2 separate regions of the Mus musculus genome follow, and region 1 is linked to region 2. Evidence: chromatin loops called from intact Hi-C (ENCODE). Cell type or tissue: gastrocnemius. All regions are shown on one strand. Links, peaks and the distances in the headings refer to the core of each region. The heading gives the core; the rest is flanking DNA. Region 1 has its middle 96 kb from the start of Gm25204. Region 2 holds the start of Ghitm (growth hormone inducible transmembrane protein).

What was found. Hi-C counts contacts between places; a loop is a spot of excess contacts. Peaks named below come from ENCODE experiments on the same cell type or tissue, not always from the same donor. Only the 100,000 strongest peaks of a DNase experiment are listed, where the experiment ranks them.
Region 1: it touches region 2 in a loop (3-fold over the local background); 21 of 42 quality-filtered maps call a loop at or near these places.

The regions. Positions count from the first base shown.
Region 1 is chr14:36,859,757-36,866,803 of GRCm38, reverse strand. No RefSeq gene overlaps it. Among named protein-coding and RNA genes, the nearest start is that of Gm25204, 96 kb to the right of the region's middle. In gastrocnemius, for the core only: CTCF peaks have their summits at 2,507 (motif pointing right) and 4,213 (motif pointing right); DNase peaks (open chromatin) are centred at 2,506, 3,063 and 4,218; H3K4me3 peaks cover 780 bases; H3K27ac peaks cover 229 bases.
Region 2 is chr14:37,131,379-37,138,425 of GRCm38, reverse strand. Ghitm (growth hormone inducible transmembrane protein) reads left to right here and starts at 3,104. Exons shown (of 9, transcript NM_078478.5): 1 at 3,104-3,231; 2 at 4,623-4,793; 3 at 5,156-5,255; 4 at 6,777-6,888. The coding sequence starts at 4,662. In gastrocnemius, for the core only: no CTCF peak of the experiment used is centred there; DNase peaks (open chromatin) are centred at 2,091, 2,606 and 3,044; H3K4me3 peaks cover 2,265 bases; H3K27ac peaks cover 1,927 bases.

The DNA.
Region 1 (7,047 bases), core at 961-4,960, 270 kb after region 2:
CATTTAATTTCTGGAAGAGCCCTGGTCCACCCTGGTCCCTTTTTCCTGGGACAGTCACTTAAGATGGAAACGCCCTGTGATTTTGGCTCAATTATGTGTCAAAGGCAGCACCGAGGGTCCAATACCTTGTCCCTTGACATAGTGGCTAACTGTGGGGCTCTGTGACATGAATCAAGGATGAACACTAGGTCTGTGCTCTTGTGATGACTATATGTGACTACAGAGAATTCAAATCAAAGCTGCTCTGAACTGTGACGTCTTAGAATTTTAAAATCCACACCATGTTTTAAATAAAAATCAAGTTAAAATATCTCCATTTTAAATTTTGAATTATTACACTTTGAAGTGTACTATATCATATTGGATCATTACAGAAAAATTTAATTCTTTTAATATTTCAAATGTGACTTCTAAAGAATGTGCTGTTGTATAAACGGTCTGGCGTGGTGACGTGTGTCTGTAATTCTGGCTCTTGGGAGGCTAGGTAGGGGAGCATCAAAGATTTGAGGCCAGACTGGTCTACAGAGCAAAATCTTGTATCACAAACAAGATGCAGAAAAACACACAACATCACAGTGATAACACAACACAAAAACATAAAACAAGCACAAAGCAAAACCCAACATAACAAAACAAATATCTGCCTGGCAATGTATTTCTTTCCTTTATTCTCTGTCTGTCTGTCTGTCTGTCTGTCTGTCTGTCTGTCTGTCTGTCTCTTTGTGTGTATGAATGCTTGTGTGTGTGTGTGTGTGTGTGTGTGTGTGTGTGTGTGTGTAGGTGGGAGGACAACTTGGGGTAGCCAGTTCTATCCTTCATGGGGCCCAGCAATGAGACTCAGGGGCTTGGCTGCAAGACCATTCACCTTCCGGGCCATGGCCCCATTCCTAGCCCTGTATCTGTAGAGTTAGTTCCCGTTATCTGGCAGTCCCCTTCTGAGTTCAGAGAGACAGTGAAGTGGACCAGGTAAGGTCTATATGCACAGCCTCCAAAGCTTCCTTTTGGTCCCGAGAAGGCTACAGACAGAGTCAAAAGATGCTTCTCTTGCCACTCAAATCTCAAGAGCCAAATGTGGCTTGTGTTTTCAAGCACATTGAGACCATAAGCCTCCACGGCCCTAGTCGAGCTCATCTTTCTCGGGGCTATGCGTTGTGTGTTATATAAAGTGTTAAGAGTCAGTTCCTCAGAGCCCACAGTTTCACCTGCTCTTCTCTGTCAGCAAACGGTCAGCAGCTCTTTTTCTTTTCTCTTCTGCTCTGCATGATGACCGAGTGGAGCAGAATTCCTGGAAAAGTCCTTGACCTTCATCTCAGTTATCTTCCTGTTGTCGAGATAAGACACCATGACTGAGACAACTGTAGACGAGAGAGTCTATTTGACTCTTATGGTTCTCATGGAGGAGAACATGGCAGCAGGCAGGCAGGCAGGCAGGCAGGCATGGCGCTGGAGTAGCAGCTAAGAGCTCACATTTTGATCCTCAAAGGGATGCTGAGAATGGCTTGAGTCTTTTGAAACCTCAAAGCCTACCCCTTGTGATGTACCTCTCTCAACAAGACCAAACCTCCTAATCCCCCCCAAACAGTTCTAACAACTGGGACCTAAGCTCATAATATATGAGCCTGTAGAAGCCATACTCATTCAAACCGCTAGAGCACCTAACATTACAAGTCTAGGAATCAAAGGTGGCATCAAACCCAGGAAAGTTGGCCGGAATAATGAAGGCTGCTTGCCTGAGTGGGCTCCTTGCCTTTCCAGTTTGTTTAGTTTTGCAGTGCTGGACTTGGGCCTGGGACCTTGATTTTGCACCTCAGTCTCTGAGGTACTTTCCTAGCCTTCTCTTACTCTTTTAAAACATTAATTAATTAATTCCTACTTATTAACTTTACATCCTGCTCACTGCTCCCCCCCCCCCCCCAGGTCACTTCTCCCAAAATCCTTCCCGCTCCCCTTCCGCTATGAGCAGATGGGGGCCCTCTGGCAAGTCCTTTCCTGCGTATACTGAAGGCCAGCTGATATATCCAGTCTCATGGACTAAACAAATATTAGATTCATAGGCAGTCATTGTTGGATTAGCTGTAGCACAGGCTATAAATGATTCGAATAAGTCATAATACAACACATAGCATATACATATTTATCTATCTGTATCGATTTTAATATCTATATCTCTCTGTCTATTTCTCTGTGTGTCTGTGTATCTGTCTGAGTGTCTGTCTGTCTTTCCATGTTCTGTTACTCTAGAGAACCCTGGCAAATACAGAAAGAGAGCTACTTTGTGGTATAGGAATCTGGGCTTTGCCACTTGCAGCCCTCTATATAGGAAGGGGACATTATAAGAAATTCAGTTTCTCTAAGGGTCTCTTAATCCGCAAAATTCAACGAAGATGTGTCCAGGAGTTTCTGGGTGTTTTGTTTTGTTTTGTTTTGTTTTGTTTTGCTCCAGATGGGGCTTCCTGCATTAGTGTGATCACATGGCCAGACCTGCATTCCCAAACACGGCCACACGAGGGCGCGCAGCTCACTCTACGGAGCAGTTTTGCGCACTGTTTTCAGGTCTGGAGAAAGTGAAACCTGCAGGCAGGTGACTTTCTGGGCCTGCTGAGGGATGAGTTGGAGGTCTGGTGGAGGTCTGCGGATGCCTCACCGTGGACAGCCCTATTTCCAAGCAGCAGAGCACCTGGCTGGTCTGGAAATCACACCCTAGCTGCAACCCTGGAGTCACACAGCACTGGCCTCTCTTAGACCTTCTCAAATGCAGGCGAGAGGAGGGGAATAAGTTCACAACAGGATGTGCTGAAAGGCCAAAGCAACAAGCGACGGTGCTGCTCACATCTCCTGGTGCCCGTAGTACCCCTCATAGTTTTTGCTTGTTTGTTTAGGTTTTTTTTTTTTTTTTTTTTTCATTCATCTTTGGGAGGGGATCGCTGTCTTCTGAAGAGTGATTTCTGGGCCTGCTCTAAGAGTCGCACTTCACATGTCCCACCGGCAAACTGGGGCCCTGCTGTGCCTTCCCAGGCTGGGCACCCAGAGGCAGGCTGGCGGACCTCAGTTCCAGTGGTTTGGAAGGATGGTGAGCAGTTCAATACTGGCCTGCAGCCCCGGGTCCTTGCCGTCTGTGATTGATGTGTAGATTCTTGACTTTAGGCTTAGGTGCTGGTGATCCTTATCTGGAGTCTGAGGAGTCTGCGTACACCATCCATAGGTGGCCAAGCAGGCACTGCCACACACGATTAATCAGGAGGAGAGACGTCAGACATGAGCCCTAGGTGAGCTGGTGCACTCTGCTCTTGTTTTCTGGCTGAACACGTCACCTTGGTCTGCTGTGTCTCCTAGGCCCGGCAGTGAGGTGCACGGGGGCAGTTGAGGGTGGTAGAGCACTTCAGAGAAATTATTTTCTTCCCCTTCCCCACCATTGTCCAGAGACCACAGGCTGCTGCCAATGGCCTGCTGACCAGGGCAACCACAAAAGAGATTTTTATTTGTGTGTATGTGTGTGTGTGTGTTTTTTTTTAAATAAGTGAAATTTTAGGCACCACTCTGCAAGTATAGCATCCTTTCTCTTTGTGTGTTCCTGTGCTAAACTCATTTCTAATACTGGGGATTATGGGATGGCAAGCCTCACTAATCCTAGCCTTTGGGAAGCTTGCATTCTGGCACAGAAATAAATGAGTATGAATCCTCTATTAAAGACACGTTGACCTGTCCAGAAACACTGGAGACTAGGAGGGGCGCAGGTGTTGTGTGTCCGACTGTCATGTTCCGCCTGTGTGTTTGTGAGTTATATGTGACTTACCTGTTTTTGATCTGAGACCCAGGACAGGAATCCTGTAATGGATGCTATTTCATTGGCCCCCAGAGGGTTCCCCACCCTCTCACTTATGTCAGCTAGAGCTGGATCAATACACAGACAGATATGATACACATGCAGAACATTTCCCAGGAGCCCTCGGAGCCCTCAGAACTGCATCTGCAGAAAAACACTGACTCGTGCTCTAGAAACGTCCAGAGACTGAGATGCCTGTAAAACTAAGGCCACTGCTGCATTGTGATGAGCGATTGCACGAAGGTGAATGTCCTCGGGATGGCAGGCAGCAGATCACAGTTGCAATACCTTGACTAGATCACGCTCAGAATATAGTATCCGGAAGGACAGGCAGAGATGTTTGAATTTGAATAGCTAATCAGGTTGTAGTTGCCAGACTGAGTTCTGCCAGCAGAGGGAGCTGCGGGCCACTGGGTCAGCCCAAGGGTCCCACCGTAATTCCTGATACAGGTCCTTGATAGTGTCTTGTATGGGCCTATAGGAAGTCAGGCCTCCTGCTCAGGGCAGCTCTATCCTTCCAATGTTCTTCATTTTGGGGATGGAGTTAGCCTAGTGACCTTTGGAGTTCCATTTAGTTCTAATCTGACCCAGACTTTCCTGGTGCTAGCACCAAAAGTTCCTTTTCCAGACAGCCCTGTCAGACCTGGGCAAGTGTGTGAGATGGGTTACTGGTGACACTGGCTGTACCTTGTGAGGACCAGCCATCTTCCCCAGGCCTTTGCTTGGCCTCCCACCTGTGACCTGTGGGTAATCGCTGAGGACCGCTCATAGGACACCGGTTCTACTAGAGCAGACTGGACTTAAACTTCAGGGAAACCAAGGCTGGGAGGTCACCAGTGGACACTCTGGCCGGGGCTAGGGGATGCAGGATTTAGAGTTCTGTGTTCACACAAGCCTCAGTCCACATCTGTTGTATGACCATGAAGAAGTGACCTAACCTCTCTGACCCTCAATAGTCCTAGGACGCTAAAGCCATAGGGATGCTGTCACGCCTGTGCCTGTCCTTCCTGAAAAGTCGCCGTGCTGTGTCTCATGCAGGGGTTTCACCTCCCAAGCTTCTGTCTGGGTGTCCTTTCAGTCTCATTCCCTCAGCAAGTGCAAGCTAAGCTCTTCCTGTGATAGGGTATCCCGGTGCTCATCCCTGACTCTCCCCCATTGCAGTTAGACGGCTAAGTGGGAATTATAGCTTCATGGGGACAAGACTTGTCCGTCACATGACACCAGCATTCATAGTCCAAAAGGGCTCTACTTCCTCTTGCTCTTTGCCTGAAGTTCCTGCAGCTCTGCACCCTCTAGAAACTTCTTAGATTTCTTCTATCAAAGCCCTTTCCTCCTGAATCCCTGCAGTTCCTGACCAGAGCGCACCTTTTGATGGTTAGGGATAGGAGCCAGCTTTGTATGAAGACAGCTCCCTGGCTGTCTGTATTACCCCGATGAGGTTGCACGGCTGCCACAGGACCTGGAGGTGCTGTTAGAGGAGGGCAGACCTAGACCCTTGGACGGTAGAGATGAGTATGTTGTGCCGCGAGTCATGTGTGAACATGCATCTTTGCGTCTGTGGTTTGGGGTGGAACTGTACGCTTGGGTTTCTCTGTAGATGCTTACACTTGTATATGTACATGTATGTGTGTATGTTGTCTTAAGTATGTGTATGTGTGTGAAAGCATGTGTGCTGTGTGCAATTTTATAGGCAGGAATGTATGTATGTATGTATGTATGTATGCATGCATGTATGTATGTATGTATGTATGTATGTATGTATTATGTATTTATTTTCAAGCAGGGTCTCATGCCCTCAAACTGAATCTTTAATTCTCCTCTCTCTCTGACCCAGACTTCCTGGTGCTAGCACCAAAAGTTCCTTTTCCAGATAACCCTGTCAGGCCTGGACAAGTGTGTGAGTCTCTCTCTCTATATGTAGTAGAGGGACTACAGCCATGTAGTTAAGCCCGGGTTTACTAAGTGCTGATGATTAGACACAGGGCTCCGTGCTCACCAAGGCAACTCTCTTCAAGCTGAGCTGCATCTCTGGCCCTAAGACAGTGTATTTCCATGGGAGTGTGTCATCCCAGGTTTGATACATGAGCCCACATGTATGGCCTCAGGGTGTCAGTCACCACAGCATGCCAGGGGATACCATTCCTCATTCTACTTGACGTCAGGAGCTGGCTTTGTGGCGTCTCGAGCCCTCACTGGCTCTTGTCTTTCTGAGGACTCAGTGTGGCTTTCTGGTAGGTGTCTGGCTTCACTCTGGTTGCCTTGTGCCCAGAGAGTAGGACTACAGCCAGGGCAGAGCCCAGTGCTCAAGACTGAGCTGACCCACTTCAGTGCTCTTTCATGGCACACAGACACCCGCTTACTGGCCGGCTGTAAGCTAAAGAAGAGCAGAATCAGACAGTAAATCCCAATAGGTCATTCCCATCCCACCCCTCCATATGCCTGGCAGGATCTGTGTGAGAGGAGGCATTGGGATAGCGTAGTCCCACACACTGATTTCTGGTTTTCATCCCTGGCCCTGGAACACAGCTAGCTCTCGGGCTTCAGCCTTGTCCAGAGATCATCCCACCTCATTGTCTTAGTGGAATGAGGCAGAGCAATGGAGCTGAGGCTGCGCCAGAGCAGCACAGACAGAATCCATTACTCTGGGCAGCCACGGTACCAGCTCTTTGGCCTGCCCGTGTGCTTGTTTCTCGGCCCAGGGAAGGGCACACCATCCTTTGCCAAGTGAGGCTATGAGCTCTGATCAGCGCAGAATAGGTGAGCTGCTTTGGAAGGAGGAGCACCGCTCTCTGTTGCTCTAACTACTAAGGGGTCTATTGGTTCCCCACGGACAGAGCTGCTGCTGCCCTTGGGTGTGTAGGCTTCAGAGTTTGGAGCCAGCTTGTCACTTTTGCCCTTGGCCTTTCTTCCCCAATCTTTACTATACCCACCTTAGGTGGACTCCATCTATGTAGCATAAGCTGTCTGACAGTTGTCCTGGACTCTGCTACAATCAGGCAAAACACCCCTAGGAAACAAGGGTTCAGTGGTCTCAATGTGATGTCCCAGTGGAGGGTTCTGATTGGGCTATCCTGCTGTTCCTGACAATGACCAGCTGGGAGTACATTCTTTTGGTCAGAGCCATGTCTAGGGCTGGTATTTCTTCTCATGATCCTCTAGAAAAGCCTACAAGAGGGATTCAAGTCTACAGTGTAAGGGATGTTGTAGTGCAGTCAAGTCTTTGA
Region 2 (7,047 bases), core at 1,448-5,447:
AAATGAACACCCAGTAAATATTGGTTTCACGGTTAATACGACCTATTAATTAGTCTTTTCTGTCAAATAGTGTAAAAGTTTTATGACAAGGGATTCAAATCTTTTTATCTCCTCACCTTGTAATGAAAGAACTCAGTGGGGAAACCCCCACTCAGCTCCCGATTCGGCGTGCACCCAAGAATAGAACACAACACCTTGATGTAACAACAAGAGGTTTTTTAATGGCGGAGCTCCGGGTCGAAACGTATCTCACATAACAGGAGACAGTGGATTCGACCACGAGGCTTGGAAGCTAGGGGTTTTTATAGAAAAGGAGTGGGGCTGGGGGAGGAATTGGCACAGTTCCACATGATTGGTCCATTTAAACATCAGCAGCCTGTAACATTTAACTTAGGTCAGAGGGGTGGGAGCTAGGGAGGCGATGGGCTTGCCCGGGCATGTCCTGGTCTGTTCTGCTATGTTCTCAGCCCCAGGTTTCAAAGCTCAGAAACAACTCTTTGGGCTATTTAACATACATTACATGAATTACAGTTTTATTTCCTTTCAGTAAGACTTAAAAAAAAAAAAGATTTACTGTGTATACAGCGTTCTGCCTGCATGTATGCCTGCAGGCCAAAAGAGGGCACCATATCTCATTACAGATGACTGTGAGCCACCATGTGGTTGCTGGGAATTGAACTCAGAACCTCTGGAAAAGCAGACAGTGCTCTTAACCTGTGAGCCATCTCTCCAGTCCACCTTGTAAGACTTTGATGCAAACGTTTTTATCAGGCTCCCACTCACATTTCTTGTAATACCTTTAGGCAAATGTTTTAATGCCTCACCATCACACCACTGGATAAAACTGTTGTTTATGCAAAAGCCCTGAAGTAATCAAGAATTTGGGTGAATTAAAAGGCTGTTACCTTCTCATTTTTCTCCATTTCTTTGCACAAATTCTTTTAAAACTAGTTAATCATAAAGGTTGTAAGGTGGCTCCCCAGTCAATGGGGAACAGAGAGAGTCATCCTGGTGTGAGTAAAAAGCAAGTGAACTTCCTGCCAGATATGCTCGATATCCTGCTTTAGGTTGTTGCACACTTAGTTAGGGTTTTACTTCTGTGAACTGACACCATGACCAAGGCAACTTTTATAAGGACAACATTTAATTGGGGCTGGCTTACAGGTTCAGAGGTTCAGTCCATTAGCATCAAAGTGAGAGCATGGCACCATACAGGCCGGCATGGTGCAGGAGGAGCTGAGAGTTCTACATCTTCATCTAAAGGCAGCAGCAGAATACTGACTTCCAGGCAGCTAGGACTAGGGTATCAAAGCCCATGCCCACGGTGACACATCTATTCGAACAAGGCTACACCTCCTAATAGTACCACTCCCTGGAACAAACACATATAAACCATCACACATACTTTTTTATTTATTAACAAAAATAGTTTGCTATACCGATCTACTTTCACTTTGCTTGTGTATTCCTTTGTGCAACACTGGAAGTATTCTTGGTTTGATTCTATCAAAAGTTGTAGGAGGGTGCTCTTTCATGGATACCAAGAAATAACCTCTTGGGCTGAAAAGATGGCTCAAGCACTAAAGGTCAGGCTCCTAACCAAAAATAAAAGAGACATGTCTCTTATTGTAATAAATTATTTTCCACTGAGGCATTTCAGTAGCCTTCACACACACACACACACACAATAAAATAAAATAAAATAAAATAAAATAAATAAAAACCTTCACAAGAAGAGTGGTTTGTATGTATTCTGTTACTCAAGTGGAGCCTGAAGCTTGACAACAAACAAACAAAAATGTCATTGAAAAGTCAAAAGGTAAAAAAGAAAAAGAAAGAAAGAAAGAAGAGAAAAGAAAAAAGAAAAAAAAGAGAAAAGGAAAGGAAAGGAAAGGAAAGGAAAGGAAAGGAAAGAAAAACTCGGAAATAAACCCCTCTAGATCTCACCATCAGTAGTACACTCAAGAAGCAGGTTGGCTCTAATTTAAAAAAAAAAAAAATGCCACATTTGGTAGGAATGTTTTTATGGCAATTAGAAAAAATGTGTTATTCAATTTTGACACTATGCCCCACCCCCAGCCCCTGCCGCAGACTAGGTCTGTCTTACTCTGGCCATTCTGAAACTCACTACTATATAGACCATTGGCGTTATTTTCTGGCTAAACGCCCAAAACAAGAAACTCAACCAATGATTGTTTAACTATCCATCTAACTTCTAAAAGTTCCTAAAATTAAGGCTTAGTTTTCAGTACATACAAAAAAAAAATTGATCATAAGTTATAAAAACATAAACTTTATTAAAATGCTCAAGTTAATTTTGTGTATTGATATGTTCATACATGAGTTCATGTAGCATAATAGCTAAAGCAAAGTAGTGAAAATGCCTAGGTGGGTTCTGTCATTCCATAAATACAAAAGATTTGGTCCTGGCCTTATAATTAATTCAAAGTAAATTAATATATGCAGAACTCACTAAACCAGTATCAAATCCCTTAACATTTGCATAATGAATGAAAAGGAGAGCGCGTCAAGTACCTCTCACATAGCTCAAGACACCCTGCCTAGCCACAGCCCCAGCAGTGATAAAAATTAAGCAGTTAACGAAAGTCTGACTAAATTATACCTCTAAGGGTTAGTTAATTTCGTGCCAGCCAACGCGACTAGACGATTAACCCAAACTAATTACTCTCGGCGTAAAACGTGTTTTAAGAATGACTCTTAAATAGAACAAAATCCAATTTAAATGTGAAAATTCATTGTTAAACCTAAATCCAATAACAAAAGTAATTCTAAGCTGGCCTAGAGCTCACAGCGATCTACCTGCCTCCCCAAAAAGTGGGACTTAAGGAGTGCGCTGCCAACCAGTCCAACTCCCTTTTTCGCCCCCACACCTATTGGCAGCGAGTGCGCACAACGCACAACGCAGATGCCCAAAGCGTTTGCCAGTGTCGGCTTCCTTACTCGGACCCAGAAAGGACGCTGACTGTGACGTTTTCGAAACACAAACTTCCATTGGTCCGGTCTCCAAACCAAGCCCCGCCTTCGCCACTGCGCCCGCCCTTCCGTTAGAAGCCTGCTCTCGATTGGCTGCTTGTACTATTTACCTTTTGTCCGGATATTGCGTGACGCTGTGAGTCGCGCGGTTGCGGAGGAGCGGGCAGAGGGAGGTCGCACACTCTGAGTTTCGGTGACCCGGAAGGGAGCCCCGTGGTAGAGGTGACCGGAGCTGAGGTACTGCCTCGCGAGGCCTGAGAATTCCAGTCCTTGTGACGGGCGTCGGCACAGCGGGATCTGGGCTGGCTGCTACGGGCGGGGCGGGAAGGCCGGGCTCGTCCTCGCTCTTCATCTCCCTGGGCAGAGGGATGCTGAGTCAGCCGCTCGGGGACCCGCGCGGGGGCCCTAGCTGTCGGCGATCGGGTGCCGTGGGGGTGGTGCGTGGACGCGGAGGCAGCGGGCTAGCGGTGAGAGGGGAGGACCGGGCGCATCCGAACACTCAAGCTCAAGGAAGCGTTAGGAAGGGTCGCCACTAGTTCGTAGAGACCCAGCCCAGGAGCCGGTTTCAGACGTCCAGAATCTGCACTTAAATATATGGCAGATAACCCTCTTGGCTGTTCCACGACATAAGGCCACGCAGACTAGGTAGGCTCTGTTCGGGTCAGTAAGCTGAAGCCATAGGTTGAGATGATGTAATGGCATGAAAGTACCAAAAGGGCTCCGGGTTTTTTCCGCAAGGTCAGATGCCTAGAGCTGTGTGCACTTCGTAGTTCCGGAAATTCTTAACTTTGGAGGTGCTAGTTAAAACTTCTTTACATTCCTATAGTTTTAGGGTAATTCATGGGCGATTTCAAAGTCCCATTTTGGCCAAGTTTTCTTGTATTTAAATATTTTACAAATGGGGAGAAAGCGGAAATACAAATCACTTGCCTAAAATTCATCACAACTCATTGACCAGAAATGTGCCTTTAGCATCGCAGAAAGGCGTGTACTTAACTATTTATCGATATAGTCTAACTGGAACTGAGACAATTCAATTTTAGAATGTTGGGGGCAGGGGTTACCCTATTAAGAATACCAGAAGGTGTTTTAACAGGGAAACCTAGCAGGGCAATTTTGTTTATTTTGATTGAATGTTATGTAGTGGAATAATTTAATTTGAATGTATCTGTCGTATCTTAAAGGGAAGTAACATCTGACCTACTTGGTAGACATTTGCATGCCTGGCTTTTGTTCATGGTTTTTAGTCTCGAGTGGTTTAGTTATCTTTTCTCTGGATGATGTTTTTCTTGTGCTGAAATGTCACACAGATTCTTTTACTTTTACTCATTGAATGATGGAGTAAATATCAGGCCAAGCTATGTTTGTAAAATCTGTGATTGTGTCAACATAATAACATTGATTCTGTATTACATATATCTGGTCAAACTTGGATTTATATCATTGGCTGCCCATTCTAAACTAGATTTGTTGAGTCAGAAGGAACAAGGGAAGGATACAGCATTAAAAATTAATGAGGCCACTGTTCTGATTTTTTTCTTCTATTTAAATTAAGTTTCTTCTGATTTTGGCTACTATGTTTCCTTCTTAATTAACTAAATTTTTCCCCCCTCTACCTTTCTAACTAGCATTTCAGATCTGCTTAGTAAACCGGTGTATCGCCCACCATGTTGGCTGCAAGGCTTGTGTGTCTCCGGACACTACCTTCCAGGGTTTTCCAGCCCACTTTCATCACCAAGGCCTCTCCACTTGTGAAGAATTCCATCACAAAGAACCAATGGCTCGTAACACCCAGCAGGGTAAAGCATGCTTTTCCAGTATGGATTTCCGCCCCATTCAGATTTTCTGTTTTAGAATTTGGTGGTAATGGTGGTTGATTAGTGGGCTGTTCTGTGAGTTTCACTGCTTGGGAGTAGCTTACTCTTTAGTTAGTTACTGTAACAGTGATTTTTCTAAAGTGACAGTAAAGTTTCCAGTGAGCTTTGTCCTTGCCACTTCACATCATTCCAGTCCCTCCTTATCACAAATGCTTTAAGAGGGGTCCTGCACCTTTCCCATATCTAATATATTAGATAACTTTTATGTCCATACTACATTAGTTTAAAAAGATCCTATGTTTTATTGTAGCTCTGGGTGATATGTCTTTTTTTGTCTATGTCAGGAATATGCTACCAAGACAAGAATTAGGACTCACCGTGGGAAAACTGGACAAGAACTGAAAGAGGCAGCCTTGGAACCATCAATGGAAAAAATCTTTAAAAGTAGGTGGAAGTTAAGTATTTAATGTGAAGCCTGTGCATGTGTTTAGTCCACAAACAGCCTCCTGAAAATACATTCAAACATGTATATATGTATTTTCTGCAAGAAAAGTCGTACTTCTGTTTTTGGGGATCCAATAACCCAAAAGAGATTGGTGCTTTGCATTGGGTTTCATGGTTCCTGGTTATATTAAGATTTACTGGTTTTAGAAAAACCAAATTTATTATCATCCTATTATCTAAAATGGTAGAGCCTGTTTAGGGAGTTTATTTCAAGTTATTTAGAATCTTCATTCAAGCACATGTTTGTGAATGTCAATTTCTATTTAGTCATGTGTATGTCTGTGTGACTGTGCCAGGTGTGTGCTGAGGCCAACAGAGGCTAGAAGAAGGTATCTAATCACCTGGGACTAGGGTTATAGGTGATTGTATGCCATCTGAAGTAAATGCTGGGAACGGAACTGAAAGAGTTGCAAAGGGCTCTTAACTACAGAGCCATATCTGCAGCCCCTTGGAGGGTATTACCTTAATGAAGCCATTTTGATTCATAGTTTGGATTTTAACTTTGAAGATTCTGAAACCAGACTGCCAGGTTGCTAATCTTGCCTACACTATTTAAACAGAAGCACTGTACTTAATAGTTTTCGAAGTGTCACTGTATTATATACTGAGGAGAACCCTATCAGTATCATGAAAAGCATTGCTTTTTGATAAAAGTCTTGACCACAGAGAAGAAATCAAGATTTTCCAGTAACATTTTTAATGAACAAATTTAAGTTGAAGAGAGTAAGGTGTGGTCTTTATGAGCACCTGCCTCAGTAGAGTTGATACATTTTCATTTTTATTTTTATTTATTTATTGATTGATTTATATTCCGAGACCAGGGTTTCTCTGTGTAGCGCTGGCTGTCCTGGAACTCACTCTGTAGACCAGGCTGGCCTCGAACTCAGAAATCCTCCTGCCTCTGCCTCCCATGTGCTGGGATTAAAGGCGTGCGCCACCACTGCCCAGCTCATTTTCAATATTTTAAAGCAAGACTATCTGCCCCTTTGTTGGTACATAAACAGTAGTGTTTTTGTTTGTTGGTTCTCTAGAGTCACATAAAGCTTCACCTGGGTTAATACCTTAGGCACAATATGGAATGACTGATGCCATTTCTCTCGCATTTTTCCTTTTCTTTACTGTTTGTTGAGTATTTATTCATCCGAGATATGTTCTTGCTGTGTAAATCCAGTTGCCAGGCTGAAACTCATGATCTTTTGCTGAGTCTCCCAAGTGCTTTAACAGTTGTGTGGACCTCTTTATCAAACTGCTCCTTTGTTCTTTGTAGTGACTGTTGTACATTTGTTTCGGAAGTGTCCTTCTGGTCTGCTCAGGTTGAGAACTATCTGTATCCCCAAGGTGACTACCATGAAGAAATAGTTATAATTTGTTCCCCTCCTGACTATTTTGACTCATTACCCCAGCACTTTAATTTACTTGAATTGTGCTGATTCTAGCCTGTGTTTCTTGCTGTGCTTGCAGTCGATCAAATGGGAAGGTGGTTTGTTGCTGGAGGAGCAGCTGTTGGTCTTGGAGCGCTCTGCTACTATGGCTTGGGAATGTCTAATGAGATTGGAGCTATCGAAAAGGCTGTGTAAGTAAAGTGTTCCCAAACAACCAAAACCTTTCCTTCAAATAAACGCTCCTGTTTCCTTCCCATTCCGTCTCTAGTCACTTTTGGAATGCATTGTCTGGTTTTCATTTGTAAATATGCAAGAATGTATACAGTCTCTTGTTCATTAGTCATAGATTT